Regions from separate parts of the Mus musculus genome. Here regions 2, 3 and 4 are each linked to region 1. A link is a loop called in an ENCODE intact Hi-C map of the cell type or tissue named here. Cell type or tissue: left cerebral cortex. All regions are shown on one strand. Region 1 overlaps Sptan1 (spectrin alpha, non-erythrocytic 1). Region 2 overlaps Nup214 (nucleoporin 214). Region 3 overlaps Gle1 (GLE1 RNA export mediator (yeast)). Region 4 overlaps Odf2 (outer dense fiber of sperm tails 2).

Evidence for each region. Hi-C counts contacts between places; a loop is a spot of excess contacts. Peaks named below come from ENCODE experiments on the same cell type or tissue, not always from the same donor. Only the 100,000 strongest peaks of a DNase experiment are listed, where the experiment ranks them.
Region 2: it touches region 1 in a loop (6-fold over the local background); 2 of 42 quality-filtered maps call a loop at or near these places.
Region 3: a loop joins it to region 1, with 2.1 times the contacts of the local background. A loop is called at or near these places in 3 of 42 quality-filtered maps.
Region 4: a loop joins it to region 1, with 2.6 times the contacts of the local background. A loop is called at or near these places in 4 of 42 quality-filtered maps.

What each region holds. Positions count from the first base shown.
Region 1 is chr2:30,006,068-30,014,067 of GRCm38, reverse strand. Sptan1 (spectrin alpha, non-erythrocytic 1) reads right to left here. Exons shown (of 57, transcript NM_001177667.1): 28 at 7,398-7,445; 29 at 6,483-6,574; 30 at 6,081-6,225; 31 at 5,813-5,994; 32 at 3,270-3,369; 33 at 2,961-3,158; 34 at 2,736-2,882; 35 at 519-622; 36 at 230-392. Among named protein-coding and RNA genes, the nearest start is that of Mir6997, 14 kb to the right of the region's middle. In left cerebral cortex, no CTCF peak of the experiment used is centred here; DNase peaks (open chromatin) are centred at 2,889 and 3,087.
Region 2 is chr2:31,993,342-32,001,341 of GRCm38, reverse strand. It overlaps Nup214 (nucleoporin 214), which reads right to left. Exons shown (of 36, transcript NM_172268.2): 12 at 6,366-6,819; 13 at 4,791-4,966; 14 at 3,292-3,389. Among named protein-coding and RNA genes, the nearest start is that of Gm13609, 20 kb to the left of the region's middle. In left cerebral cortex, a CTCF peak has its summit at 4,600 (motif pointing right); a DNase peak (open chromatin) is centred at 5,113; H3K27ac peaks cover 531 bases.
Region 3 is chr2:29,941,158-29,949,157 of GRCm38, reverse strand. It overlaps Gle1 (GLE1 RNA export mediator (yeast)), which reads right to left. Exons shown (of 16, transcript NM_028923.3): 7 at 6,392-6,620; 8 at 5,321-5,433; 9 at 5,100-5,169; 10 at 126-268; 11 at 1-2. Among named protein-coding and RNA genes, the nearest start is that of Gle1, 9.7 kb to the right of the region's middle. In left cerebral cortex, no CTCF peak of the experiment used is centred here; no DNase peak of the experiment used is centred here.
Region 4 is chr2:29,895,241-29,903,240 of GRCm38, reverse strand. It overlaps Odf2 (outer dense fiber of sperm tails 2), which reads right to left. Exons shown (of 21, transcript NM_001369060.1): 5 at 1,994-2,164; 6 at 900-1,060. Among named protein-coding and RNA genes, the nearest start is that of Odf2, 9.3 kb to the right of the region's middle. In left cerebral cortex, a CTCF peak has its summit at 3,618 (motif pointing left); no DNase peak of the experiment used is centred here.

The sequences.
Region 1 (8,000 bases):
AAGATCGGCGCATGGGAACAGCACAGGGGCAGCTCCATTAGACAGGTTATAGCTTCGACAAAGTCTAGCAAGGGAGCAGCTTTCAAATGGCTCTACTGACCCAGTGGACTTTTTCTAAGCTTTATCATGGAACACACAGTTTTATAGGTGTACTCCCTTAAAGAGTCCCATTTAACAGCTCTACTCAGTGACAAGGCACTTCAGAACAAGTGTCCTAGGAGCCCCTTACCTGGATGTTGGTGGGGTCCTTGTATGACTCATCACTGGCTGTCTGTAACTTCTCACTGATCCAGGCTTCAATCTCATCCACATCCCGGCTGAACTGCTGAAGTGTTTGAGATTCTCCAAGTTTTGACCTTTTTTCAATCATCTGGGCTTTTAGGCGGCGCCACCTGAGTGTGAAGACCAAATATGAGTGTTCTTTCCAATAAGAGAAGAAGCTGGAATAGGTATGGCTTCTCACATGTGGACATTCATCCTCTCAGAGCTGGGGACTGTCACCATCGCAGGACACCTACCGGTCAAGGACCTCATTGCGTCGGTTTGCAATGTCTCCCTTGGCATAGTGGTCAACGGCAATGAGCTGGTCGGCAAAGGCCTGCAGGGCAGCTATCTTTTCTTCCTAAAGGCAACAGGCAAAGAGGTCAGGGTGGGCTGAAGAAAGCCTGTCAGCCTGATAGTTTTCAGAGGAGATAGTTACACTTTGAGTGACGAAACTAACTGGTAGCAGGATCGGAACACATCGACACTTTAGAAGCCAGCTTGATTATCATCATTACTAGAGTAGGGTTTAATTCAAGAGGACTTAAGGTCATACTGAGGTGTGCAAGTGTAGGGACACCAGCAGATGTCTAACAAATTAGAATCATAAAATGATCACTGCCCTGTTTTCAACAAAATGGTTTTCAAGTTACAGCTATCTATTTTGTTCCTTGTTTTAGTGAATTATGTTATCAAAACATAATATTTTGCCCTAAAAATATTTTGGGGGTGGGGGCTGGAGAGATGGCTCAGTGGTTAAGAGCATTGACTGCTCTTCCAGAGGTCCTGAGTTCAATTTCTGCAACCACATGGTGGCTCACAACCATCTGTAATGGAATTCAATGCCCTCTTCTGGTGTGTCTGAAGATAGTGAAACAATGACAGTGTACTCATATATAATAAATACATCTTACAAAAAATATTTTTTTGGGGGAAGGGGAAGGGAGGCTGGGTATGGTGGCACATGCCTTTAATCCCAACAGGGGCAAGCAGATCTTTGTGTCTGTGAGTTCAAGGCCTGTTTCAAATAGCCACTTCCAGGGTAGGCAGGACTATCCAGAAAGACCCCCATTTCAAAATACAAAATAGAACAAATCTGGGGGGCTGGAATGATGTCTTAGCCATTAAGAGCACTTGCCGCTCTTGCAGAGGACCTGGGTTTTATCCCCAGCAACCATGTGGCTCCTTATAATTCTACTCTACTCCTACAGGATCACTTACTTATCTTCTGGTTTCTGAGGGAACTGCACACACATGCTATGTATACTTAGAAACCTGCACACAAATACTCATAAACAACTTAAACTTTTTCTATTCCATTATTATGTTTTGAAGGGCTGTGGTCTGAACCCAAGTTTCATGTTAGGCAAGTACTGTACCAGGGAGCTCCAGCTGTGTCATCATTCCATAATACAGAACTGATTTGAGGACCCCCCGCCCCTTTTTTCTTCTTAGACAGGGTTTCTCTGTGTAGCCCTGGCTGTCCTGGAACTTGCTCTGTTCCAGGCTGGCCTTGAACTCAGAAACCCACCTGCCTCTGCCTCCCGAGTGCTGGGATTAAAGGCGTGGGCCACCACACCCGGCTTCACCCAAGGATTTAAGCGCTCGCTGTTTGTGACCGTGTGATGACCCCAGGGTCTGCAGCACACTCAACAGTGCTCTAACCCTGGGTTGTAAACTTTCCTTTTTTGTTTCTTTGGAAACAGTTTTGTCACATAGCCCAGACTTAAACTCCATCTTTCTGCCTCAGCTTCCCATATGCTGAGATTATAGGAGTGTTACACCAAGCTGCTATTTCGAGGTTTCTTGTTATTGTTTTGAGACATGGTCTCACTATGTAGCCTTGGCTGGCCTGGAGCTGGCTATGTAGGCCAGGCTAGCCTCAACCTCCAGACATATGTCTACTCTACATGTCTCTGCTTTTTCAGTACTTGCAGGAATAAAGATGTGCTACCACATATGGCCCATTTTTAAAAATAGTTCTTCATATACACATTTTCACAACATTCATTGAAAGTATTCATTGGATGTATGACAGAATATACTTTTTCTTAAAAAAATTATTTCTCATTACAGGTATGTGTTCATGCACATGTAAACGCTGAGTGTGGGGGCCCGCAGCAGAGAGAGACATAAGCACCCCGGGAGCTAGAGTTACATGTACTTGTGAACCACTTGAGGATGCTGGGAGTTGAAATCAATTCCTCTCCAAGAGTAGTAAATCTGTGCTCTTAACCAGGAAGCCATGTAGCCAGCCCAATATAATGTTTCTGTTTTGTAACTGGTATGAAAATCTTAGTTGGTGTGAGCTTTTTTGCAGAACTGGGGATTGAACCCAGGACCCTCAAGCATAGTAGGCAGTACTCTACTGCACCTGTTTGTTTAAGGGAAAGATTCTCACTATGTACTCCTGGCTACAAATAAGATGTGACTCAGGACAAATCCAGACTAGGACCTCGAGGTCCAGGACCTACCTGGACATTGATAGCTTTGTCAAAGTCTTCATGTTTTTTGATCAGTGCCTCCACACTGTCCAGCGAGTCTCCTTTGTCTTCTGTGTTTAGGAAGGCCTCCCGGGCAGCCATCCAGTTTTCTGCTTGTTCACAGTCCCGATGGAACAGCTACAGAGTGGACAAGTAGGTGTGAAGGAGGAGTTGGCCACTTGTAAGAAAATACCTGATGAGACATAGTGTACATACCTGCAACTCCAGGCAGTGGTCCAGCATCATCCTGCGCTGGACCCAGGCCTTCTCCAGGTCTGTGCGCTCCTGGTCAAGAATATCAAGTTTCTCTTTGATCTCCGGGCTGGCATAGTGCCCGTGAGCTAACAGCTGCTGCCCAAACTGCTCAAATGCCTGGAAAGTGCCAGCCCTGGCATCAATTTCTGTCCGGTGTTCCTGCCAAGAGGAGTAAAGGGATTAGATAACTTGCTGAAGATGCCCATACTAGTGTCAAGCCCTGGTTCCCAAGACGGGGACGGGTAAGGCCACTAGGCCAGCAGGACCTACCTGGTGTCGCTCCAGCAAAGCCTCAGCTCCAGTGACGTCCTTGGCTAGTTCATCTGAAGATACCAACCCTCGTATTCCATTGATCCAAGACATGAGGTCCCTAGAAACAAGATTCACAGAGGAATACTTACTACACTATCTGGAATCAAGCAGGCCTCTGTCTAGGAACCAGTTCTATCTCTTCTGCATTAGAGGATTATTTTAGGTTAACCTAGACATAAATTGAATAGGACTGGGTTATATAGCTTATTTGTGTACCAAAAAAAGGGGGATCCTTCACCTGTCAAGTCATGAAGCCCAGTCCCAACTGTTACACCTATCCACAACACCAAGTCTGTGTAGTCCTAGCTGTCTTGGAACTTGCTATGTAGACAGGTAAGCCTGGAGCTCAGAAACAACCTGCCTCTCCCTTTGAGCACTGGGCTAAAAGTCTTGCACCCAAGGCTCAGGATCATGCAGAAAGGGGGCAAAAGTTTTCTAAATATGTCAGTAGTCTCAGCAAAGTGTCTGCTTAAACATCCTGAACAAGAACAATGCCAATGGACATGCTAATGTAGAAAAAGTAAGCAATTCTGAGATGAAGAGAGAGTTTCCCACGGGGAAAAGTACAATTGGTTATCCAATACCAAAAGGTCATCCCTGAAACATATACAAAAAAAGTAACATTGTATGACTTAGTATGTATACACACACACACACACACACTCCCCAACAACAAAAAAAGAAAGAGGCAATGATTTGAAAGAGAGTAAGAGGGAGTCCATATGAGGGTTTGCAAAAGCAGGCATGATACAATTGTAGTATTGTTTTTTCTTTTTGTTTTTGTTTTTTTGAGGCAGGGTTTTTCTGTATAGCCCTGGCTGTCCTGGAACTCACTCTGTAGACCAGGCTGGCCTTGAACTCAGAAATTTGCCTGCCTCTGCCCTAAAGGCGTGCGCTACCATGCCCAGCTGTTTGTTTGATGAAAGAGGGTGGGCTGTGGAGGTGCAGGACTTTTAGCCCAGTGCTCAAAGGGAGAGGCAGGTTGTTTCTGAGCTCCAGGCTTACCTGTCTACATAGCAAGTTCCAAGACAGCTAGGACTACACAGAGAAACCCTGCCCCCAAAACCCCAAATAAATAAATACGTAAGTAGTAAAATAAAATAGGAGTCTCAGGATGTGGGCAACAAGATGGTTCAGAGAGTACAGTCCTGCCTTTGATATAAATACATTGGTAGAGAGAACTGACTTCTTTTACCATTCACAGGGGAGTGGTGGCACACAAGCATGTATACAGACATAATTCAATAAATAAATGTAATAATCAAAGTTTTTGGAAGAAAAAAAGCAACTAAAAAAACCCAAAGGCACAAAAATCCCAAAATATAGCCCAAAATTCTTCAGAGAAAACAATGAACAGGCCACTGTCCAGTGATTAAGTAAGTGTACTTCCTGCTTTTCTAAAGATCCTAAGCCTGGGAAGTGGAGGGGTATCCTTTGCTGGCTCCCATCCAAGAGAGGGAATGTCTGACCACAGAAATCATGTTGTCCGTGATCATCCACTCAGTGAAGTGTCATACAGCCATTAGAAGACAGGGGCACTGGATCATGGGAAATCTGACCTACAACCTATTTGCTATTGCTCAGAAAACAAAAGAACCTATAATTAATGAGAATGTCAACTAAATTAACTGGTGACAACAGGTAACAATACCAGTTGCTCTTGTATGACTCTTTCAACTTCTCTGTGACACTGAAACTAATTTCAATTTAAAAAAAGGTGGTAGAAAAGATTAATATGAAATATGAATAAATTCTATATGATATGAAATATGTATTTAAAGAAGAAAACACAGTTGGTAAGATGACATGAACCTGAGTGAACATGCATAAACCACAGTGCACACAGGAATAGACTTACTGTAGATTTTTGGCAATTGGTAGTTTGAGTATTTTATATTTCATGGTCACTTTTATAATAAAATTGACTATTACAAAGGTCCTATGTAGCAAGAATCTTTGAATGACACTTCACATGCTATCTGAAAGAGAATGACTGACACAGGCTCATATATGAGAATGCCTGTTCCCTGCCTAGTGGAAATGTTTGGGAAGGATCAGGGAGTGTGGGCTTGCTGGAGGTGTATCACTGGGGGCTGACTCCACAAGCCTCTCCATTCCCAGTTTGGTTCCCCTGCCTTTAACTTGTGCCTCACAATGTGAGCTCTCAGCTGGACAGTGGTGGCAAGAGGCTTTACTCACAGGCAGAGGCAGGGGCATCTCTGAGTTCAAGACCAACTTGGTCTACAAAGTGAGCTCCAGGACAGCCAGAGCTACACAGAGAAACTCTCAAAAAAACAGAAAAAGAGAGGGGGCAGGGCGGGGATGAGCTCTCAGTTCCAGTTTCAGTGCTATGCCTGCTGTTGTGTGTCTTGCCATGATGGTTATGGACCCTTATCTCTCCCAAACTGTGAGCCCCAAATAAACAGTTTCTTACATAAGCTGACTTGGTCATGGTATTTTATCACAGAAATAGAAACATAACTAAGACATTTTTTTTTTACCGGAAATCGCTAAGGAAGCGCTGCAGATCATGGGAGTCACCCAATTTGGCCTTGCGCTGGTCTGCACGCTTCCCTAGGCTGGTCCAGGCCTGGTTTAACTCTGTGCACTTTTCCTTTAAGTCCTCTGCAGATTCAGGGTGGGACTGGATCAGCCTTTGGGCTGTTTCCCCAAGGGAATTCACCTATGAGCAAAGAGTTGTAAGAAAATTCAGGGAAACAGCTCTGACGGGCAGAGTTCAGGCCTCAGCTTTCCTCAAGCATCTCTCACCTTGTCACCAAGAGCTGCAAGGTCCCTCTCAAAGCCTTCATGTTTGCGCTGCAGGGCCTGGACACTAGCTAAATCATGGCCATAGTTGTCTGTGTTCAGAGCCTGATTCTTCTCTTCAATCCATTCTTTAGTTTCATCAGCATCTCTGGAGGTAAGACACATGAGTGAGTGACAAGCACCACTGCCTTGTCCCAGGGCTGGCATATGCATATCTGTCGTAGTTGCACACATTCACTCCCAACAGGATTAACAACATCCACTGTTCTTACATGGCTTTGATGTTAAGAGCCCAAACATCAGTAAGGCATAGCTACTTATGCTGAGGTCCCACTCAGCAAGCCTCGTCTACAAGGGGCAAAGTTCTTATTTCCTCCTGTCCCAGCTAATGCTTGGTACCCTCACCTGTGAAACCTCTGTACTTCGTGTGCACTGCCCAAGAGCTGGCTACGTTCCTCAGCCAGCTGTTGCAGGGACCGCCAACGCTCATTCAGCTCCTACAGGAGAATGATAATGTCAGTTCTCTTCTAACCTGTCTGCCACACCCACAACCAGACCTTGGGAAAATAATTTTTTTGCCTGTAATTTTTCATTGTCTTGCAAACAGCAGCGTACCACAACAGAGATCTTTTGAAGAGCAAATAAAGTCATATCTAATAACCTCCAAACCCCCAAAAAGCCTGACTTAGAAACATTTGCAACACTGGATAAGCTAGCTTTGGTGCTGGGCATATGGTGTCTACAAGTAACTGCCAAATGGAGACTTCTGAGAATCTTCTCTCAGTACGACAACCAATGAAGTCTTGGACCAGAGCACAACTGGGTAAGGTTCCTATTCCACTGGAAATCCCAGCGAAGGTTTTCAGGCCTGCTCTGTGCTGGTCTGAGTGAGAATGACTCCCATAGGCTCATGTTTGAATACTTGGTCCCCTTTGGATGTTTGGGAAGGAACAGGCTCTGTTGGGGAAGATGTACAGGCTTTGAGGTGTCAAAAGACTGGCCATTCTCTATGTATTCTCTCTGCCTCCTGTTTGTATGAGAGTCTTAACTATTCCTGCTGCCATGCCATCATGGACTCTATCCTGAAATCATAAGCCTAATTAAACACTTTATTTTATAAATTGCCTTGGCCATAGTGTTTTGTCATAGCAATAGAAAAAAAAAAGTAAAGACATACTCAGGTTGGAGTCTAGATCAAGAAACTTAAGTAGGCCTGGTCACAGCATGCTCCAGCACGAGGACAAGCCCCTACTGTTGTCAAGTAAGAAAGATAGTAAAGAAGAGCAAGGATAAGCAGGATAGCTGGTCACCACTTCTTACCTTGATGGAGTTGAAGGTAGCCACTGTATGGACCATCAGTCGAGCAGACTGTGAGAGGAGAGCATAGAAAACCCATTAAGACCCTGTCCACTCAGAGACACATCTGCTACTGACACCAGGTAGGTCCCAACAGTCAATCCACAGAACCGTAGACAGACATTGGCAACATCTGAAGTACAGACTACTGAAAAGTGTGAGAAAACACCAAGTACCTAAGTGAAGATGGCTGCAGGGTGAGGCCTACCCAGGAGAGAGTGAAACCCTGAGGATAGCAGCTGAAGGAAGGGCAGTTCAGCGTCATGAATGGTGTACTTTCTTGTCCACACCAAAGAACCTTCCAGAAAACAGATCTACAAACACAGGCTGCTGTGACTAGTTACTAGTAAGGTATAAAAAATGACTCCTTCCATGGATAATGTGGTTACTAGGCTGTGGTTTCTAACAGTGTCCTGAAGGAAAAGGGAAATAAGCCAATGACTGAGCTTTTCCTCCTTGTAAACACCCAAGGAGCCTCACAGTGTCCTACCCCACACATTTTATAATCAAAACAAAACAGACTCCTCTTGGCTCAAAATCTTTCAAGAATGGTAAGAGGAGGTAGGG
Region 2 (8,000 bases), 2.0 Mb before region 1:
AAAATTATAAAAAAAAAAAAAAAAGGTACAGCAGTCAGGACTCCAAGAGGCAAGTGACAGCCACAGCCTGACAAAGACATGTAATGATAAACCAAGATATAGGACACATGACTGACATGACCTGGAATAGGAAGAAGTACTGTGAGTGAAGCAAGTGGACCTGGGGGCGGGGGTGGGGGGTGGGGGCGTACTTTTGTTCCTGCGCTTATGCAAAGCCCTGGTTTGTCAGTGCTGGGCAAGGGCTGGGAAAATCTGATGGGTCCTGACATGGTTTTAGACTGCATGAGCAGTCACCAAACAGCAGCCACCTAGCAGATGCCCATAAGCTGGGCATTGTGCTATAAACTAACAAAGCACGAATGTGTGCTGGGATGGAAGGACCCAGGATGGGAGGTACAACAGGAAAAAGCAGGACTCCTGCTCCTGGAATGTTCAAGTGGGAAACTGACAGAACCTTAAAACCTCAAGAACAAGCTGAGGTGATGGCTACTGACTTAAATACAAGTAAGTTTCAAAGCTGTAGACAGCATAGGAAAATCTTCCTGAATTTGAAATTGGCAATGATTCCTAAAACAAGTCATGAGAAGCTGGGGAGATGGCTCAGTGAGTAAGAATGCTTGTTGTGTGAGCATGAGGACCTGAGTTCAAATGCCTTTCCCTACATAAAAAGCTGGGTGTGACCAGGGGTGCACAGAGCCCAGAGCTTAGGTGGAAAAGACAAGAGGCTCTCTGGAGCATACTGGCTGCCTACCTAGTTTCAGGAATCAGTGAGATACTTTGACACATTGAAGCAAGTGACAGAGAGGGACACCCAAGTCTTCACTGACCTCATCACACTCACGTGCACATACCATACACACTAATAAATGCAATTCTAAAAAGCATTACGTGAAAAGCACTTATTGTAACACACAAGAACTAGGTTGGCATTATATCTCAATGATAGGTAGTTCCCTATCTAGTTCAATCTCAGAGCTGCAAAATAAAAGTTAAAAATAAAAATCATTCAGTTATATTAAAAATAAAGATCTTATACAAATAGGTAATACAAAGAGAGTGTTCTGTATATGCTTTCTTGTGTGTTTGTGTCTCTCTGAAGAACTACATATGGCACAGATCAGTGGTAGAGTGCATGTTAAACATGCACAAAACCCTAGAGTCAATCCTGTATGCAACACACATGAAAGATCAGTTAAGACCATCAGTTAGCTTTAATTGTCAGGATGGAGCCTAAGAGTTACCTGAGAGGAAAGCCTAAACTGAAGAACTACCTAGTTCAAACTGGCCTGTGAATATGTCTGTGGGGATTGTCTGGGGAAGGAGGGCCCAGTCTACTACGGCACTAGTAGCCATAGGTGGGTGGTATGAACCGTATAAGGAAGCTAAGGACAAGCACGGCTGAGAGCCAGCCAGCAAGCAGCATCCTCCATGGTGCCACTGTACTTCTTTGTCTGTGAAGTTAGTTCCCTGGTCAGAGGTGGTGCTGTGTGGAACAATAAGTGAGCCTGCCTTGATTCCTCAATAATGGACTGTGACCTTGAATGGGAAACCCATAAACCCTTTCCTCCCCTAAATCTACAGACTTTCTTGTATGTTTTTTGTTTTGGGTTTTTTGTTTGTTTGTTTGTTTTTTGTTTTAGATTTATTTATTATTATATGTAAGTACAATGTAGCTGTCTTCAGACACACCAGAAGAGGGCATAAGATTATACGGTGGTTGTGAGTCACCATGTGGTTGTTGGGATTTGAACTCAGGACTTTCGGAAGAGCAGTTGGTGCTGTTAACCACTGAGCCATCTCTTCAGCCCTTGTTTTGGGTTTTTGAGACAGGATTTCTCTATGAAGCCCTGGCTGTCCTGGAATTGGCTCTGCCTCACAAGTGCTGGGATTAACGGTATGTGACACCACAGCCTGGCACTTCGGTTAGTGTTTTATCACAGCAACAGAAATCAAACTAGCACCAACCAGCAGAAAAATGTTAAGAACATTAAGAGACTATATAAAAAAAAAAAAAACACAGATGGCTAAAATTAAAATGAAACAAAACTCAATTTTGCTAATCACTAGGAAAATGAGTTAAATAAAAACAAAAACAAAACAAAAAAACCCAAATACAATGTAAGATGAAAATACCAAACCTGGAAAAACTGAGGACAGGATGAAAGTGTCAACCATGGGTGACAATTTGCTAAGGGACATGTCCAAGTCTGTGGTCCAGCCATCCAATGACTAAGCTTAAACCCCAAAGAAAGGTGCACATATATTCACTAGAAGACATCAACCACACTGACCGGGCAATGCTACTCAGGATAGCTTTAGCTGGAAACTACTCAGCAGTACCCACAATAAATCATCTACTCCAGACAGCAACAGAGACGAAACAGACATCAGGAACATAGTAAAACTACATGTTCAATCTACTGATAGAAATCAATAAATCTGCTAAATTAATCTGCATACTGTTAGATAACAAAAGAGTGAATGATTCTTGGCAAGGATGAAGACCTAAAGCCAGGGCTCGAAAGGAATAGCCCTGAGATCTTGGTAATGCTTCCTTTGTCAAATTATTTGCTGGTTTCCAAGGTATACTAGTTGATGACAACTGAGCTGTACACATACCACATGGACTCTTTTTTTTTTTTTTAAGATTTGTTTATTCATTATGTATACAATGATCTATCACCATGGCCAGAAGAGGGCGTCAGATCTCATTATAGGTGGTTATGAGCCACCATGTGGTTGCTGGAAATTGAACTCAGGACCTCTGAACCATCTCTCTAGGCCATGAACTTCTTTCTAAATAAATTACTTTGAATTAAAAAAGCTAAGTAGAGGGGTTTGGAGAGATGGCTTAGTGGTTAAGAGCACTGAAGGCTCTTCCAGAGGGCCTGTGAGGTGGCTCACAACCATCTGTAATAGGATCTGATGCTTTCTTCTGTTGTGTGTGAAGATAGTGTACTCTTATACATACAATAAATAAATTAAAAAACAAAACAAAAAACTGAATAAAGGTTGGGCATGGTACTACATGCCTTTAATCCCAGCACTCAGGAGGCAAAGGATCTCTCGAGTTCAAGGCCAGCCTCCTTGTCTACAGAGTAAATTCCAGGTCAGCTAGGACTACATAGTGAGACCATGTCTGGAAAAAGAAAGTAAATAGGTAATTGCTTTTATAAGTACATGTTGACTTCAGTGTCTCCTATAGTTATAATTACTGTTTCCATGTCTGAATTCTAAAGCACAAAGGCCATGTTAGTAACATTCAAGTGTATCAAGGAAATTTCAACTTACCTGAGAAGAACCTGACTTTGGCACTGGAGGGTTTACCCTGGGTGATTTCTGCCCTGTGGAGGGTGCTGAACTTGGCGCAGTCTGAGTGGAGCGGCCAGCTAGAGCAAAGGAGCAATAGTGTCAGTGGCTTACAGCGGACACTGTCCCTGGCTCCACTTTTACCATCTGCATTAAAGAAGGATGACCAAACTGGGCCTGGTGAAGCACACCTACACTCCCAGCACTCAGGAGGCTCAGGCAGGGAGGATTTAAGATCAAGGTCTCTTTAGGCTCCTGCCTGTAACTCCAATTCTAGGGGATCGAGCACCTCTGATTTACCCAAGTAACTGCACTCACACGCATGCACATCCACATAGGAAAAGACAGACAGCAAAAGCCCTCACAAGCCCAAACTCAAACAGTTTTACAGTCGGCCTGAGGAACAGCATGCTTGGTGAAGAACATCTCCCATGTGGTGTGACCGCCCCAAATCTTCAACCTGAATTCTATCATGTGGAAACAATCCAACCCTAACAGGGATGGTCCCAAAACCACTAAGCTGGGGATTTTCTTGTCTATGCTAATGAGATGAACAGAAAAAGAGAGGAAAAACAAAACAAAACAAACAACCCAGCTGTCAGACCACTGGAGAAATATGTCAGGGACTCTAGAGTTGACTGGTGACTCTTGAGTGTAATAGCCTTGGCTTTTAGGTTATAGGCACCCATGTATCTAGCTCGAGGACAAGTGTTTCCCAATGTCTGCAACTAACTCTCAAATATTTTCAAATTTTTACATAAAAGGAAGAAAGAGATAAGCAAAAATGTAAACTATTAGGATTCACTGCGCCTTGGTGCCAACCGAGCACAGTATTTATACTTTTGCAACCAGGTTGGAAGACATGTGACAGGAAGGCAGGGCTGGTGTCTCGGAAGCCTTGGATCCTGTCTATAACTATTCCCATTTCATCACATGTTCAGAGTGGCTAATGGGAAACTGTACTCCACAGTGTCGGGAGCAGTAAGCGCAAGTCTCCCCGAGGGCTGCTCCTGTCCTCCATGCTGAAGGGCAGCTCAGTAACCAGCTTATGTGAGGGCGAGCACCTAGGTCATAACCAGCTTATGTGAGGGCGAGACACTTTCTTTGAATTTCCATGATCTCTAAGTAAAGGCTAGCAGATCTGAACCCACCGTGAATCACTAAGTCAGAGCACCACAACCACAGCACATTAAAATATTCAAGCATACAAGCACACAAACTAACAAACAAATAAAAAACTTAGCCAGATGGTAGTTGTGGTGGTGCACACCATTTATCCACTAGGAGGCAGAGGCAGGTAGATCTCTGAGTTCGAGGTCAGCCTGGTCTACAGAATGAGTTCTAGGACAGATAAGGCTACACAGAGAAACCCTATCTCATAAAACAAAAATAAAAAAACCTCCCCTCACGACATTAGCAAGGACTCTTAACCTGCTGAACCCACCCATCTAAAAAGGCGTGTGTGCTTCAGAGATTATTACCTGCTGGCGAGGGAGAGACCGAAGACTTCAAAGGCATGGAGCTGGATGATGCTGGGAGAGGCGTAGGATGGCTGAGTGGTCCAGAAGCCGTTGGCTTCGGGGAGGAGGAGAACGGCAACACGGAGGGTGTGCTCGTGGAGCTATGAACAGGTGCAGAGGAGGCCACAGCGGTGAACCTAAAAACGGAAATGCAGTTCTGTCACAACAGTCTGTTAGAGGCTTCTTTCCCACCAGGCGTGAGCAGTGATAGCCAAGAAAAACTGACAAGCCATCTCTGCTTTCAGACCAGCACACGTGCTGCTTACTCTTGTGAGGGCACAGTTACCACCTACTCATCAACTGCAGCACAGCCGAAGCACTCAGTGCAGGAGGCATCTATTTTCTACCCTGTCACATGGGGGTGCGTGTGTACGTGGGTGCGTGTGCGTTTGTATGTGTGTATGTGTGTTTTAAGGGGGTGGTGCAACAAAGCAAGAGAATGAGTTTTGAGGATGATTGTTTCTGGGCTGTGAGAACACCAGGGAAGCAAGCAAGTCACTGTCTCTGGGACACCATGACCTAGTAAGAATGTCAAGTCAGCTCCACCAATGTAGACAAGCTCAGTTAAAGAACAAGCAGCCCAACAAAATGAAATACCAAGAAGTGGCTCGGGGCTGGAGAGATGGCTCAGCAGTTAAGAGTACTGACTGCTCCTCTGACGGTCCTGAGTTCAAATCCCAGCAAGCACATGGTGGCTCACAGCCATCCTCAGTATTGAGATCTGATGCCCTCTTCTGGGAAGTCTGAAGACAGCTACAGTGTACTTACATATAATAAATAAGTAAATCTTAAAAAATAAATAAAATGAAGTAGCCACATGTGGATCTCATCTGAGCAATGACAGTTTGGCTGCAGGAGGACATCCTGGCAATGAGGCAAGCAGACCCCCAAACTGAAGGTTCTGACACCCACTGCAACTGGAAAAGGCTGTACAATACAGGGGAACACTCCCTCTCCACGCTCAGTTTATTGGGAGAACAGAAAAAGACCAAGAGGTAAATAAATAAAGGATGAGCGGGATGACTGGAACTAGATCTGGAGGAAACTAGATCCCACACTAAAAGGTTTGAATTGTAAAGAAACGCGCAACAAGAAACCTTAGGGGACCGACCGGCAAGCAGGAGAGTGACCTCATGTGTCTCTAACTGCTCAAGTCACCTTGTTGGCCGCACAGAAAACAGTTGATAGTCAAGAGTAGCTATGAGAGGAAAAAACTACAAAAGTCCGATTTCCTTCCCAGGCTGCATGCTCTGGGCAGCTTCCTTCTTAAAATAAGCAACACCTGCTATCTTTATAGGCTGAGAAAGTGAGACAACTACTTAGTGTGAACTTCTAACAGTCAGAGAGCTGAAGCCCTTTAAGAGTCACTCTGGACTCCGCTGCAGAGCAGACACAGCCTTCCCATTGGCTCGTTTCCCACTGTTAAGTGCTACTTCAGAAGGACTGTTCAGTACTGCCCTCGAGTGACTAGCTCACTGACCACCATGCACTATTGGACCCAGTCTTCCGAAAAGTCGGCCTTTCAAGGTGACTTACTTCTCATTCAGGTTGACTTTCACCGAAGAGGCCGAGGGAGGGAACGAAGGCTTCATCCCTGTGTTTGGGGTACTGGACATAGGTGTGCTTTCCAAGGTGGGCTTAAAACCAAAAGTGAAGGGAGCAGCAGATGTGGCCACAGGAGCCACTGCAGGGGTCGACGCCAGGGAGCCTTTGGAAGGAGGAGCAAAAGAGAAAGTGGAGGTGCCAGAGCCTGGTGCTGCTCTGGAGCTGTCGGAGCCAGTGGGGTACAGTGGGGGCTCCCCGGTGACAGAAGCAGAAGACTTGAAGGATGAAGGGCCAAAGGAGAACACAGAAGGGCTTCCTGCAGCAGAGGGCATAGGGAAGGTGGAGGTGGGAGCAGCGGACACAGGTGGAAGAGGCGAAGAGGCTGTTGCTGGAGCGTCCAGGTTTTGTGGAGCTTGAGGGGAAGATGGAGTACCAGGAAAACTTCCTGTAACGAGAACCAAGGAGAAACAAAAGGACAAATGTAAACTGTAACCCGGGGGCTCCACATGACAGAAGATAAGGGAGGGAGGACAGAGGGGCTGCAAATGGTGCCGGTAAAGAAAACAAAGAGTGGAGCAGGGCGGTGGTGGTGCATGCCTTTAATCCCAGCACTTGGGAGGCAGAGGCAGGCGGATTTCTGAGTTCGAGGCCATCCTGGTCTACAAAGTGAGTTCCAGGACAGCCAGGGCTACACAGAGAAACCCTGTCTCGAAAAACCAAAAAAAAAAAAGAAAGAAAGAAAGAAAGAAAGAAAGAAAGAAAGAAAGAAAGAAAGAAAGGAGGAAGGAAGGAAAACAAAGAGTGGGTAGAGTTGGTCTTTCCGTGGCAGGGGTTCCACAGGATACCACACGTGAAACTCTCAAGACAGACAACGTGTGGAACGAAAGGCACCAGGCTAATAGGACTTGGTGGATGGAAAGCGCAATAAGCCTGCATACTGCAAACTCTAAAGAGCGAGGCCTCAACCTCATTCTGCAGTACTTCATTAACCAGAAAATAACCGTTCAGGGCTCTGCCTCAAAACACTATTTAAAAGCAACTCCAAATGAATTAAAGATAGGGTCCTATAAATGAAAGCCTTTCATTCAGCTCTCTCGAAGAGTTGAGTCTGAGAGTGCAACCACTTCATCTATTTAAAAATGTCAAAAATGATGAAGTCAAAGACCTCCTAAAAAATACTTAGATGAGATAAAATAACTGAGGCAAAGGATCTAGGTTTTAACCAAAGTAGTCAGTCATACTTAAAAGTCAAGGCTAACAAATGTAAGCAGAGAGCCTAATTCAGAGGAAAAAAATCCAATCTCTAGAATCAAAGACATGTAAACTTAGCCAAGCATGATAGCATATGCCTTATGTTCTAATACTCCTAGCAGAGGCAGGCAAATCTTTTGAATTAAGGCCATCCTGGTCTACAGAGAGCTCCAGGCCAGCCAAAACTACACTGTGAGAGACTGCCTCAAAAAAGCAGAAACAAGTGGCAGTGGTGGTGCACGTCTTTAATCCTAGCACTGGGGAGGCAGAAGCAGGCGGATTTCTGTGAGTTTGAGACCAGCCTGGTCTACAAAGTAAGTTCCAGGACAGTAAGAGATACACAGAGAAACCCTATCTATTTAAAAAAAAAAAGTC
Region 3 (8,000 bases), 65 kb after region 1:
TTCTAGGAACACAAAAATGGGCACAATTTCAAATTAGTATTGCAGCCAGGATCAGTACCCACAGCCAGGCTCAGTACTGTCTGCCGGCTTCTTCTGCCCAGACCTCTGACAACAAAATTTCTCACCACAAATTTCTCTGCCAGTTTGTACTGGACAAAGTCCAGCCCCTGAGGGTTAAGAGTGACAGACACGGAACGCCCACCAGACTGAACAGGCTTTCCAGAGAGAAGGCTATGGATCTTGTCAAAGATCTCCTTCAGCTTTGAACCTGGACGGGAAAGAAAAAGCAATAAAAAGATGAAGCTGCAGCTGGACATGGCAGTGCACACCTATTTTAGTCCCAGCACTTGGAAAAGGGGCAGAGAGACCAGGTACTCAAGGCTGGCTTCAGCCATGGAGTGACCCGGAGACCAGCTTAGTCTGTCGGTATGAGACCTTGTCACAACATACAACTTCATGCCAATCTCTTTCACAATACAGTGACAAAGCAGAGAACCTACAGAGATCCATTTGTTTAGAAGTTTAGAATCTAAGCCCCAACACTATCACAGCTAGACATCTAACCGTGGGTTGGGGAGATGGCTCAGTGGATGGAGTACTTGCTGCACCACCATGGACTGAGCTTGAATCCCTGCAGTCATGTAAACTCTGAGTATGACAACACAGGCTGGAAACCCCACCACTAGGAGGGTGGACAGGCAGATCCTGGGGATCCACTGATCAGCCGGTCTAGCCAAAATGTTAATTTCCAGGTTCAGTGAGAAACCTTGTCTTACTGCACAAGGTGGAGGAACTAGGAAGATGGTTCAGCAATGACGAACACATACTGCTTTTGTGGAGGACCTGGATTTGATTCCCAGCTCCAGGGAGAGCTGGTGCCTTGGAGGTCATTTCACTTACTTGCACATAAATAAAAGTAAATCTTTAAAAACAAAGAAATAGAGGTTAGAGAGATGACTCTGTGGTCACAAGAAGTGGCTGCTCTTCCATAGGACCCAGGTTCCCAGTATCAACAAGGCAGTTCACAACTGTACATAATGCCATTTCCAGGGGATCCAATATCCTGTTCCAGTCTCCTGGGCACCAGACACATACATGATACATAGACATATACAGGCAAAACACTCACATACATAAAGTAAATAAATCAATCTACCTAGAAAGAGAGAACACAAATGAGGGAGAAAGCAAGCCACATACTATAGAGGAAGACACCCAGTCAATCTTTGGCCTCCACAAATGCGTGCACAGATGAGCATGTAAGTCCTTTAAGGGTCTTCTCTGCTTTGGCTGATGTCTCTTTCTCTGGAGCTGACATCCCTTAGAGACTCAGAAGTAAACTCCTGGCATTTGGATTTTCAGTTGCCTACTAACTGGTGGAAATTTAACTGATCAGCAAAGCTCCATGAGGGACAGGCTTGCTCCTCAGCACAGCACTAATGGGAGGTAATTTCTAACAGGTGGGAACTAGAATGGGGTCTTCAGATGAGCAGACAGACCCTTGAAGGAAGGAGTCTAAAGGACCTCGATCCCATCTGTTTTTCATTTCCCAGCTTCCAGGTCCACGGTTCTTGCCCAGTGTTCCCCATCATGCTGTGCCCAAAGCAACAGGGCTAACAGCACAAAACAATGCCTCTAAAACCACAGGCCACCGGGCAGTGGTGGCGCATGCCTTTAATCCCAGCCCTCGGAAGACAGAGGCAGGCAGGTTTCTGAGTTCAAGGGCAGCCTGTTCTACAGAGTAAGGGCTACTCAGAGAAACCTTGTCTCAAAAAACCAAAACAAACAAACAAAAAAAAAAAAACCAAAACAAAGCAAAAAAACTCACAGGCCAAAAGAACCTTACGTTTATAAATCCTAATACCTCATAAGTCTGCTGTAGGAATGCAGAGCTGACACCCACACTTACTAAAATGTATGTAGAACAAAGAACCCACGGACTCCAAACCCCTCAGTAAACAAAGTTAAATGATGAGAGAATCCTTGAGGTGGCTGCTCCTGCAACACTGCCTACTGGGACCTTTGCCCTGATGCCTGACCCAGAGATGAGTGATATGTGAAACGGGGCTGGAGATGAACAGTTAAGATGGGGATGGTAACTATAGTTCCTCCTTCCTGGCATTGCCACTGTGCTTTGGGATACAGGGCTGTGACTACTGTCAAGACAAATCCTGCTCCTCCCTGTGCTTAAGCAGACTGGAATTTGTGTTCATTACTCTAGTCCTACAATCAAAGGACCAGCATCTTCAGCTGAAAATATCGAGTTCCTATAATCCCTTCAGAAGTGATATTTTCACTAGTGACTCAAAAATATCCCTTAAACCAGAGATATAGGAAGAAATCAAAAAAGAATTAAGAAGACATCACAGAAATGACAGGATGAGTAATTCCAGAATAGATGAACTAACTTGGATGTTAAATGTGTCCACCTTGGGGCTGGCGAGATGGCTCAGTGGTTAAGAGTGCCGACCGCTCTTCCGAAGGTCCCGAGTTCAAATCCCAGCAACCACATGGTGGCTCATAATCATCCGTAACGATATCTGATGACCTCTTCTGGAGTGTCTGAAGACAGCTATAGTATACTTACATATAATAAATAAATAAATCTTTAAAAAAAAAATGTGTCCACCTCTAAACACATCTGTACTGGCTGGGTTTTGTGTCAACTTGACACAGCTGGAGTTATCACAGAGAAAGGAGCTTCAGTTGAGCAAATGCCTCCATGAGATCCAACTGTAAAGCATTTTCTCAATTAGTGATCAAGGGGGAAAGGCCCCTGGTGGGTGGTGCCATCTCTGGGCTGGTAGTCTTGAGTTCTATAAGAGAGCAGGCTGAGCAAGCCAGTAAGGAACATCTCTCCATGGCCTCTGCATCAGACTCTGCTTCCTGACCTGCTTGAGTTCCAGTCCTGACTTTCATTGGTGATGAAAAGCAATGTGGAAGAGTAAGCTAAATAAACCCTTTCCTCCCCAACTGCTTCTTGGTCATGATGTTTGTGCAGGAATAGAGACCCTGACTAAGACAACGTCTCTCCGCAGTGCATTCCTGCTAGTACTGTTACCAAGAGCCATAACAAGTCTGGATCTCACAACCAGCCCGTCTGCCCCATGTTGGACGTGGCTACTATACCCACAGCCCATGTCCACTTAGAAATCTTCCCTACACTGATTGTTATCAGCCATTTTCAGTGAGAGAATCAAGTTGTTTTTTTCTTTTGCTCACTTAACCTTGGGTTTTTTTTTTTTCTTTTTGGTTTTTTGAGACAGGGTTTCTCTGAGTAGCCCTGGCTGTCCTGGAACTTACTCTGTAGACCAGGCTGGCCTCGAACTCAGAAATCCGCCTGCCTCTGCCTCCCAAGTGCTAGGATTAAAGGTGTGCCCACCACGCTCTGCTCACTTAACCTTATTACACTAGTTCCAGAGCATGCCGGGTCTCAGAAGGCTCAAAGCAGAACAGGCACAGACAAGTGGATTGCTTCCGGTTCCCAGCTACCATTCCTGATGTCTATCAGACAAGCGGCTATTTAAAGGAAAGGGAAGGAAAAGAGGCACAGAAAAGATATACTAGTTAGGAGAGAGGAGAAACACAGCTAGGAGAGAGGTCCTAATATGGCTGCTACAGACTCTGAAACTTGGAAAAAAGGAATGAGCCAGGATGGAGTTAGGAGTCACTGGCTTAACATCTGACACCATGGGGGTTACAAGGGATAAACAGAACTCTGGGGCGACAGCAGGCCCCGTGGAAGCACTACAATCAATCAAGGCAGGGCCAGGAGACTGAAGAACTCACAAAGGAGAAGGTGGCTGGCCTGGGGAGCAGCCGTCAGGAGCTGTCTCAGAGAGAAGCTTATAGTCCACAGGCCAAATGCAAACACTGGCTGGACTAGAGACTAAGATCCCAAGAGCTAGGGAGCCAAGGCTGTGGCCTGAGCCACTCAAGCACATTTAAAGGCTGAGGGAAAGAAACTGCAAAAGGAACCCAGCTGAGGAAGGGAACACACAGCAGCCAGCAGGTGACAGGGGACACGAACAAAGGCAGACCTTTCCAAGAGCTGACTAGGGCAGGAAGGCCACCTCTGTCTCTAAAACAGACTAAAAAGAAAACAGCCTTCCAGAGGGGCTCACGCTGCTTCTGTCTCCTGGCTGTGGCTGAAGTGAGACTATGGTGACAAGAGGAAGCAATGAGGACAAGCAGGACACAGCAGCCAGCCCCTCTGCTGTCAGTGACAAAGAAAACAACACTTTAACCCCCAGCACAGGATGTGTTTATTTATACTCTGCCCTGTTCCACAAAGAATTTCAGGACACAAAGGGCAGGAAGGAAGTGTGGACAAATGGCCTCAGGGCACAGTCTCCAACATTCCTCAGCTTTTTTTTTTTTTTTTTTTTTTTTTGGCAACAAGCTGAAAGGACACTGGGCACAGTAAGCAAGAGGGCTCTCTAGCTGCTCTCCTATTTTTTGTTGGTACAGCCTGGAATCTAGAGTCCTCACATACAGCTGTGTGAAACTCAAACTGAGCCCTAGCTCTAAAGGGTCTTTCTTTGTCTGGCCTTATTCTCTACATCTCTCCTAAGGGAGAGTACCAATACATCCGTATTGGAGTTTGGAGATGCTAAAACAGAACAAACAGGAAAAGAGTGAGGATTATAAGCGACTTCCTAGGTGGGTGTTCTCCCATCTTCCTTCCCAAGTTCTCTTTACGAGAAAAATTAAAAGCCATCTGGAGGCCAGGAACCAGGGTCTGAGTTGCACTTCATGCAGGCTGTACTTGAACTTATGATCCTACAGCCTCAGCTTTCCCTCAACCAGCTGGAACTACAGGCCTGTACTATTAGACCCAGCTATCTTCTGTTTGAAGAAGAAAAACTGAAAAACCTAGGGATGCAACCTACATCTGAACGTGTGTGTGTGTGTGTGTGTGTGTATGTGTATGTGTGTGGTAGTGGGGATGGAACCCAGGCCCTTGCATACACTTGTCAAGTGCCCTGCTACTAAGCCATATTCTCCAGCCCTGAATACTGTAAGAACCTCACAGCTATCAGAGTTTGCAAATATAAGACAACAAAGTGAAGGACAATATTCTCACCCATCTGACCCACCTGCAATGGTGGAGATCTGGCTCACTGGGATGGTGGCTGCCTTCTGCAAGTCCATCTTTATCTTCTTGGTCTGTCAAGAGAATGATGACTTGGTAAGTGGGGGTGTCCAGAGCTGAGCACGTGCTGCTAGAATGAAGGACCATGACACACCACGTATGTTCTTTCACAACATCAGGCTGTAGGGCACACCACCACAATTTGCCCACCCATCTCTCCCCTACCTGACTATCCTTGCTGCTGGTCAGGTCCTCGAAGGCCAACACACACTTGGCAGAAGCATCCTGAAGTTGCTGGTACCACTGCATCGTACTATCTTGCACCTTCACCTGCAGGTCTGAGAACAAAAGACAGGCCTTAGTGGCAGTGAGCTTGTATGACACGGCATCTGCACGAGGACTGTTCTAAGCACTACACTATGCACTGGCTGCTTCAGTGTCACAATCACACTACAGAGTCGATACTAATACGTTTTCCATTTAACCAGAAACAGGCACAGAAAGGCTGCTTTTCCAGGTCACACTGCTATAGCAAGTAGAAAGAGATTTGACTATCTGGTCTAAACACAATGCTATGCTGATCGCTGTAGCCGGCCGTTTGCTACATTGGGGGGTTCTTCTTTCTTCCATTCTTCCAACCCCCTAGCACTAGATAGGAGAAAGGATAAAGAGGAAAGGAAATCCCTGACTAAAGTCAGGGGTCAGAGGGGAAGACATTATCATTAGACGATTTCCTGATGATCAGGAGTGTTCACTTCCTTGGGGCAAGTTTGATCTTCACCACCATGATATCTAATTTGTTTTTCTTCTCAGGACACAACTAACAACAAGCAACCTACCCCACCTCTAAGGGCCCTAGCATTTATATACCCGACGAGAAGTCCCCAGAATGCCAAGCATCTCACAATCACAGAACTATCTGGAGCTGGCAAAATCACAGCCAGCTCCTGTAGAGAGTTGGTATCCTTTAATCCTTGCACTTAAGGGTCAGAAACAGGTGATCTCTGTGAGTTCCAGGCCAGTCTGGTCACAAAGTAAGTGCCAGGATAGCCAGGGTTACCCAACAAAACCTTGTCTCAAAACACCAAAACGACCAAACAAATGCTCAGCAGTAGCACTGTCTGGAATGCCACCCTTGCTAGATGGAGACAGGCTTTTCAAGGGCTGCGGAAAACGGTACAATACAGAATTGGTTCCAGATCAACCAAAACTATACGTAACACATTAGGTAAGAGTTCTGATGACCTGGGCAGTTCTGTAGTATGACACATCACATCACACCACACCACAACCCACCTTCATTCTGTGCTCCTACTGGGCTTGGGCTGGGTGCAGAGGTCTGGGTGGGAGGCGCTGGCCCCTGCTGCACCTGTGACTCCTGCCGCTTGACCTTGGCCTCCTCTTCGTGCTTCTTCTTCACTTGAGAGGCTCTGGTGATCTCCTGCTCCAAATCTGAGAGGAGGTCCCGCATTTCCTGCAGGGCTCGCTCTGCCTCAGCTTGGTTCTCTGCTGTGGGATAACCACTCTATCAGAGTGAGAGACAATACTTAACATTGACTTCCCTTGTGGGGCTGAGTCATATTACACACAGTACATTTTTAGAGTGGACCAGTTGGACCAGTGAGTATACATGATCAAATGTTGGTGCCTACTAATTTCCTGTTCTCTTAAGAATTCAAAGGCCAGGCATGATGGTGCACACCTTTAATTCCAGCACTTGGGAGGCAGAGGCAGGCCTGGTCTACAGAGTGAGTTCCAGGACAGCGGGGGTGGGGGGGGGGGGGGAAGAGAAAGAATTCAAAGAGCTGGGAGTGGTGGTTGATGCCTGCAACCCTAGCACCTGAGAGGCAGAGGCAGAAAGACTGCTACAATTCTGAGACCAGCCGGGGCTACACAGTGAGTCTCCATTTCAAAGAAAGAAAAAGCCATTGAGATAGCTCAATGGGTAAGGTCCTTGCTTCACAACCCTTATGACACCCTGAATTTGATACCTGCAGCCCCCCATAGAGAGAGCACTGACCCCACAAAATTCTCCTGATTTCTAAACATGTACGCCCACAACAGAGCATCCGAAGGTTTATCATAGTCACCACCCCCACAGCAGCTGGCCAGGATGTTTTGAAGCATTCAGCAACACTGCTCAAAGCAGTCTTTTTTAAAAAGCCTGTGACAAAACCAAGTATATTGGGCTGGTGAGATGGCTCAGTGGGTAAGAGCACCCGACTGCTCTTCCAAAGGTCTGGAGTTCAAATCCCAGCAACCACATGGTGGCTCACAACCATCCGTAATGAGATCTGACTCCCTCTTCTGGAGTGTCTGAAGACAGCTACAGTGTACTTACATATAATAAATAAATAAATCTAAAAAAAAAAATTAAAAAACAAAAAAAAAAAAACAAAAAACCAAGTATATTGTGTCAGCAATCCTAGCTCTCAATCCTTGGAGCAGTGTCTTAAGCCCCAAGCCATGTTGAGCTACACAATAAGACCCTACAACAAAACAAACAAACAAAAAATACCCAAAAGACCAAAACAAAAAACAAAAAAAACCCAAAAAAACAAAAACCCATGGGCTAGAGAAACGGCTCAGCAGTGAGGAACATGCACTGATTTTGCAGAGGACCTGAGTGGTTCCGAGCTCACAGCCACAAGTAACTCTTGGTCCAGAACTAGCCTCTGTGAAAATCCACACAAGTGTACATACATGAACATAGACAGACACTTGTGTGTGTGTGTGTGTGTGTGTGTGTGTATTAAATATAACGGGCAGTGGTGGGCACGCCTTTAATTCCAGCACTTGGAAGGCAGAGGCAGGCGGATTTCTGAGTTCAAGGCCAGCCTGGTCTACAATGCGTGTTCCAGGACAGCCAGAGCTACACAGAGAAACCCTGCCTTGAAACCCCCCC
Region 4 (8,000 bases), 110 kb after region 1:
TCACAATGGCCTGAGAGACTCCCTCAAGAAACACTGAGAAATGTTTCCTGCCGAGAAACAATGAGGAAGAGGAACAGACAGCCCTTCTTACCCAGGTAGCCTTCTGGAAGGATGAGGGCCCAGAGACATACCTGCTTCAGGATGAGAGCAAAAGCTCTACCAAGGGGTCCCACGGCATGACCTATGGCCTTGACTATCAGGACCACCTCCATGGTCTTGAGCTCACTCACCCCTTCTCATCAGTTGCTCTGGCCGTTTGAGTCTGGGTTTCTAATACCCATGGCTGGATTGGGAACTTGCTATGTCTGAAGGATTGGGCTTGAATTCCCAATCCTGCTGGACCTACGACCTGTTACTTTGTCTACAACATATACGACGGTGCCTAATCACGGCTCAGCTTTTAAATGTTCCCCACATCCTCAAGGTGTTACCAACCAGCCTGGGGGGGTGGGGTGTGTGTGGCTGAGAGGTAGAGCACCAAGCATGCTACGTTCAGGCTGTGGACTCTATCCTTACAAGTGTGTATATATAAACTCATGCCGACACTCCAAGCCCTGCAATCTCTGTGGCAGCTTTCACCCTCTGCAGCCAGCCGTGACCCACATCCTACTGCTCAGGATAAATGATGTCTACCCTGGGTCTCCCCACAAAATGTTCTCCACATTTCTTCTTCCAATGCCTGCCTAACCCCACAGTCCTGTTTCCCCAACAGCCCGTTTAAAGGAGTTCTCTGTCTACTACTCACACCACCACCACTGGGACCTTCTTTCCCTCGAGGGACAGCCATATGCTGTGCTGGCTCCCCACAGGCACTACTAGAGTTGCCTCCCGCCACTGTCTTCACTTTGCTTCCAGGGCTCTGGGCCAGCAGGAAGGTGTGACTCCGCCTGGTCCCTTACATGGTGAAGTCCTTCTCCTCCTTGATACGCTCGATGTTGTGTCTGAGCACCGTGTTCTCATGCTCCGTCTCTGCAAGCTCGTGTGCCACCTCCTCCAGCTCTTCCTTCCTCTCCTCCAGGAACCTTTTGGCCATTTGGCGTTCACCTTTCTGCATCTTGACCTTGGAAAGGGGATACAGGAAAGGGAAGCCAAAAAGATGGCTTGTCCCTGAAGATCCATTGCTACATGTAACCCTACTAAGGAAAGTGATAGGGCTCTGTGTTTGGGAGCTTCTGGACATTGTCCCAGTAAACAGCCACACAAACATTGCCTGTCCTCCTCCTCCAGGCATACATGAAGAACCTGAATACAAAGCGTGATGCGTGCCAGCCAGGGTGGGGCCAGGCAGCAACAGTAGTGCAGTTGGCATGCCACAGGAGGAAAGATGTCACAAAAAAAGTACAGTGGCTATGGGGTAAGAGGGCCTTTTGCCAGGTCTTAGAACCTCCAGTAGAGTGGAGAGTTAAAAAGACGCAGGTACCTTAGCAGTCAGGACCTGGCTTTTAATGCCAGCACTCCCTGCTTCCAAGTCGGGGTCTACGTGTTGGCTGTTTCCAGCTCCATTCCCATCTCCCTCCCCACAAGTATCCCTGCCACGTGTGAAGAGAGATTTCCTTTGTCTCCTCTACTCCTGTTCAGCTTTTCTCAGTAGCACAGGCTGTGCTCTCTGTTTTACAGACACTGTATCTGGGTGGAAGGAAGCACTAAGCCAGGGAGCGGCACACTCCTAAAACTGCAGCCCCCAGTAGGCACTAGAGGACAGCTCAACTCTGAGGCCACCAGCGCTACATAGTGAGATGATGCCTCACACAACAAACAAACAAGGGCTAACACCAGAACCAAATCTGGCCACCCACTGAGAGTACCAGAAAAGCCAAGTATTCAGAGAGGGCTCCCAGCATGGTGGAAACTTAAGCTGCCTGCTGACCACTCCAAATAGATGCCCTGGGAAGGCTCACAGAGGCAGCCTGAGGGAAGCATCCACAGGCTAACCAGTTTAGCCCAACCTGCTTGTCCTCAGGGTACCAGCTATGCAGCCTAGCAGCTCCCTCACCTCAGATTTGAGACAACCGACCGCGTTCATTAGACTGTCAATCTTCTTATCGTAACGGTTCATTTTACAGTGACCTGAATCGTCGTCTTCTGTAGAAAGGTCACTTAATCGCATCACCGAGACCAGCTTTTCTGAAGATGGTGGTGTGATCTCCAGGCAATGAGGTGGATTCTGATGCAAAGGAGTGAAAGATAGATAAGCTGCTAAGGCCAAGCCTCGGACGGAAGTGTACTTATTTGCTCTGTGGAGTTTTGCTGACTGCCAAAGTGACTGGCAGAGCCGACACACTGCAATGGCAACCCAGAGCTCCTGCCCAGGAATCAACCACTCTAGACCCTCCTGAAGGAAACATTACCTGCCCAAGTCTAAATGATGGTTTTGAAGAATTTCTAACATTGAAAAAGGCATGGGTTAGAATGTTAAGTTATAAAGAAGGCTAGGTTTGTGTGCTGTGTGCCTGAATAGTCCCAGCTACTGGGGAGGCTGAGACTTCTGGAAGAGGAGTTCAAGATCAGATCAGGCAACATAAAGACACTCAACCTTTTAAAAAAGAGAAAAAGAAACAAACAAACACATGGTGGTGCAAGTGGTGGCCATGCCTTTTTAATCCCAGCACTCAGGATCTGTGAATTCAAGGCCAGCCTGGTCTATAGAGTCCCAGAACAGTCAGGGCTACACAGAGAAACCGTTTCCAAAATGTGAAGAGATGTGACATTATCTCTTCTACGTTCCAAGACACACATACAGTGCCTTACATATACTAGGGCAAAATACCTATCAAATAAAACTTAAGAGAGTAACGGCTTGGCAGTTAAGAGTGTGTACTGAATTTTGCAGAGGACCAAATCTGCTCCCAGGACATCAGGTGGCTCCCGCTACCTATAAGTCCATTCCAGGGAACCTGATGCTCTCTCCTGGTTTCCCTTAAATATATGCACACACTCACATATATACTCTGTAATCCAACCACTGAGGAGGCAGAGGCAGGTGCATCTCTGTGAATTCAAGGCCAGCTTGGTCCACACAGTGAGTTCCAAGCCAGCCATGAATAAACATATATATGCCAAATTAGACAGGAAGGATAAAGAGCGGGGGCTATAGCTCAGGACCTATCATACACATGGCCCTGGGTTCAATCCCTAGCACGAAGTAAGCAGCTGGGAGTGGTGGCACACACCTGGAATCCCAGCACTTGAGAGGTGGAGACAGGAGGATCATATAAATTCAAGGTTATCCTCCACTATAGAGCAAGTTCAAGATCAGCCCTAACTTCATGAGACCCTGTCTCAGAAACAAAATAAAATAAATATTAACACTACATCTTTAGTCACAGTTACTGCAAAATTTGAGGCAGGAGGATCAAAACTTGAGCCTATAGATTTAGCCCAGCCTGAGCAACATAGCAAGAACTCATCGAAGGAAGTGTTTTAACCCCTAGCACTGCAAAAACAAAAAAAAAAGTTACAGAAACAGCTTATACAGTCCTAAGGAAAATGTGCCTTGGGTTGGAGAGATGGCACGGGGGTTAGGGGCACTGACTTTTCTTCCAGAGGTCCTGAGTTCAATTCCCAGCAACCACATGGTAGCTCACAACCATCTGTAATGGGATCTGATGCCCTCTTCTGGTGTGTCTGAAGACAGCATCGGTGTGGTGTACCCATATATATTAAATAAATAAATCTTTAAAGAAAAAAAAAGGATGCCTCACAACTGTCTGTAACTCCAGTTCTAGGAGATCTGATTTCTTTCCTTAGCTCCATGGGCACTGCATGGCCCTGGAACTGCAATTCTGGTCATTGAACCTAGTGCCTTTGCAAGAGCAGTAGATGATGTCCAATTTCCAGCATCAATATGGTAGCTCACAACCATCTGATCCAGGGGAGCTGATGCTCTCTGCTGACCTGTGTGACCACACATGCTTATACATACATTGCAAACAAAGCACCCATACACATAAAATAAAAAAATCTGAAATAAATAAATAAATAAAGTGCCCTCAGGAACTATAGTGGCCTCTGGTCTGTATTTCTACCTCTATCCCAACTGTAGGACCTTGCCCTTTTGCTTAAAATGTAAAGCATGAGTCAAAATTAAAATGTAAAGCATGCCTTTGTAGGCATCACCAGAAAGGGGACAGAGGCCGACCCAAGACAAAGCAGGAAAAACAGCTGCAGTTTGAACTCCAGGGAAGAGCTTGAACAAGACACCTCAGGAAATCTCTGGGATTAAGCTTCCAAGCAAGGGGGCAAGGACTATTTCTCCCAGCAACCTACAGCAAAAAAAAGGGTTCACTTCCACAGCATCTCTCTTTTTCTAAGTTGTGTGTGTGTGTGTGTGTGTGTGTGTGTGTGTGTGTGTGTGTGAATGTATTTATACTTGTGCATGCCATGGTGTACACATGCAGGTCAGAGGAAAACTTTTTGAGGCTGGGTCTTGATATTTACCCCTCCATGATTTATAGGAATTTAGCTCAGGTCACCAGACTTGAATGATCAGACTACAGCTTTACCCACTGAGCCATCTCACCAGCCACTCACAGCAACATCTCTCTCCTTCAACCACATGGGTCCCAAGGACTAAACTCAGGATCAGACCAGGCTGCTGCAGGTTCTTTTACACAGAGAGCATCTTGTTGCCGGCCTACCCCACCCTTTGTTTTGGTTTGGTTTTTTGAGACAGGGTTTCTCTGGGGAGCCCTGGCTTCTAGAATTCCTGGCTCTATAGACCAGGCTGGCCTCAAACTCTGATCTACCTACCTCTGTCTCCCAAGTGCTGGGAGTAAGACCTTGTTTGTTTTTCTAAATAAGATCTCATGCAGGAGCCCAGACTATCCAGTGCAAAGATTACAGGGATTATAGGTATAACCCACCATTTGGCAGACAAGGCAAGTGGGTGGATCCAGGCTGGCCTGACTTTACTGTGTAGCCCAGAATGGACTCAAGCTTCTGACAATCCACCTGCCTCATACTTCTGTGTGCCAGCAATCCTCCTGCCTCATACTTCTGTGTGCCAACAGCACAGCTGTGAGCGACAATGCCTCACATGCTTTGATCCTTTTTCTTCTGACACAGTGTCTTGGAGCCTGAGCTGGCCTCATTCAGAGCCATCTCCTTGCCATGGCCTCCTCAGTGCTTGGATTACAGACCTGAACCTCTACAATAGGCACAAGCCTCTTCACGCTTTTGGGGGTTTGTTTTGTTTTTTGTTTTATGAAACAGTTTCTGGAGTTGGGGATTTAGCTCAATGGTAGAGCGCTTGCCTAGCAAGCGAAAGGCCCTGGGTTTGGTCCTCAACTCTGGAAAAAAATAAGAAAAAAGGAAAAGGAAAAAAAAAAGTTTCTTTCTCTCTGTAGTCTTGACTGTCTCAGAACTCACTCTGTAGACCAGGCTGACCTCAAACTCAGAGATCCGCCTGCCTCTGCCTCTCAAGTACTGGGGTTAACAGTGTGAGTCACTTCTGCCCAGCTAGAAAGTTATTTTTCATAAAATATGATGCATGCTAGGCATGTGGCACACACCTTCAACTCCAGCACTCAGCAGGCAGATGCAGGGGACTGACATAGTGAGTTCCAGGAGAGCCTAGACTACATTGAGATCCTTTCTCAAAAAGCAAAACAAACAAAGGAAACGTAGTATAATATATGATGCTTGTTAACAGGAACTTTGCCAGGCATGGCAGGTGATTGCTGAGTAGAAAACCAGCTGGTCTTTATAAAGAATGCCAGGCCAATTAGAGCTGCATAGTGAGACATCTCAAAATAATTAAATAAACAGAATTTGAACACAACAGAAAAATAAAACAGTAGTAAAAACCCGGATTCAATCCTCAGGAGCAAAAGCTAAATATATAGTATAGTAAAGCATAGCAGAGATGGAAGCTGGGTGTGCTGGCTGGTGCCCGGAATCCTAGCAACTTGGATGTGGAGACAGAAAGATCAGTTCTAGGCCAGTCTCAGCTCTACAGAGACTTCAAGACCAGCTGGGACAACATGGGGCTGTCTCAGAAAACAAAAGGAAACATATGCCATGCTGGGAGGTAAGCCGCACTCACCACAGCTTACAGACCCTCCTAGCACTTGTGAATTAGCTGTGCATGCACATAAGTTCAGACACATGGCTTCTATGCAAATACAGCCAAACTCTACACAGTAAGTTAAAGGGCAGAACCAAGTTACTCTCTGACCTGCATGTACCTGCACATACAAATAAATATATGTGATTTTTAAGCTATCTAGAAATAGGCTAGAGATGTAGGCTCAGTTGCTAGACATACATCTTTTTAATTTTTAAAAAGGGCAGGAGCTAGGTGTGGTGGCACAGGCATTTACCTCAGCACTCTTGAAGCAGAGGGTAGGTAGAGCTCTGGGAATTCAAGGCCAGCATGGTCTACACTGTGAATTTCAGGACAGTGAGAGAACTACCTAATAATAAAGACCTTGTCTCAAAAAAAAGGAGGGGGGTGCTGGGAGGTCAGGGATGATGGTAAATGCCAGGGGTCTCAACAGAGGCAGGCAGATCTCTGAATGTGAGGCCAGTATGAGGTACACAGTGAGTTTTAAGCCAACCAGGGATAATCAAAAAGACCCTGTCTCAGAAAGTAAAACTTGAAAAGATCTGATGGAGTAAGAGAGACAGCTCAGCATGAAGAAGGTAACCTGTTCTTGTAGAGAACTGGCATTCAGTTGTCAGTACCCATGTTCAGCTGATTCGGAGCAACAGCCATTGTCCGAGTCCAGGACAATGCAAAGCCTCTGAGAACCTAGGGCACCCGATTTAAAGTCCACTCCCACAAATGCATATATAAAAATAAACCCTGAGGCTAGAGTGATGGTTCTGTGCTTAAGAGCACTAGCTGCTTAATACATATATAGAAATAAACACTGGGGCTGGAGCAACAGTTCCCTGGTTAAGCACACTGGCTGCTCTTCCTGAGGGACCAGATTGATGCCAGCACCACATGCAGCTCACAAGCTAGCACATTACCATCTACCAGGTTACAGGCACCATCTGTAACTCCGGTGCCAGGAAAGCTGATGCCCTTTACAGGCCTCCATGGACATGAGGCACACAAGTGGTACATCCTCAACTAAATAGCAAATTTGAAGCCAGCCTAAGCTACCTGAGACCCTGTCTCAACAGCAACAATGTCTCAAAAACTTGTTATCAGTGTGCCTGGTGACATGGGATAATTGTAATCTTTTACCCTCTTTCTGTTCTAAAATTTTTTTTTTTTTAATTTTTTAAAAATTTAGTTATTTGGGCTGGAGAGATGGCTCAGTGGGTAAGAGCACCGACTGCTCTTCCGAAGGTCCAGAGTTCAAATTCCAGCAACCACATGGTGGCTCACAACCATCCGTAACGAGATCTGACTCCCTCTTCTGGAGTGTCTGAAGACAGCTACAGTGTACTTACATATAATCAATAAATAAATCTTTAAAAAAAAATTTAGTTATTTGTTTATTTACTTATTTAGAAGCAGGGTTTCTCTGTGGTCTTGGCTATCCTGGAACTTGCTCTGTAGACCAGGCTGGCCTCAAGCTCTGAGATCCACCTGACTCTACCTCCCGAGTGCTGGGATTAAAGGCTCACAACACCACTGCCTAAATGATTTACTGATTTTTAGTTTATGTGCATGCATGTTTTGCCTGCTTGTATGTCTGTGCAACATGTGTGTGCCTCATACATGCAAAGGCCAGATGAGGGTGTCACATGAGAGAAAGCAGTATAGCTTGAGTAGGGACATGAGGCGACATATGGGTGCTGGGATCGAACCCAGGTCTTCTGCAAAGACAGTCAGTGATCTTAACCCCTGAGCACCTCTCTAAACTCCTTCCCATTCAATAAAAATGAGTGATGCCTTGCTATTTGTGTTCCAATTTCTTTATTTTTGATTTCGAAACAAAGCCTCACTAAGTTCTAGCTGGCCTCTAATTCTTAGCAATCCTCCTGCTTCAACCTCCCAAAAGCTGGGATTATAGGCATTCACCATGATGTTTCAAATGTTTTTT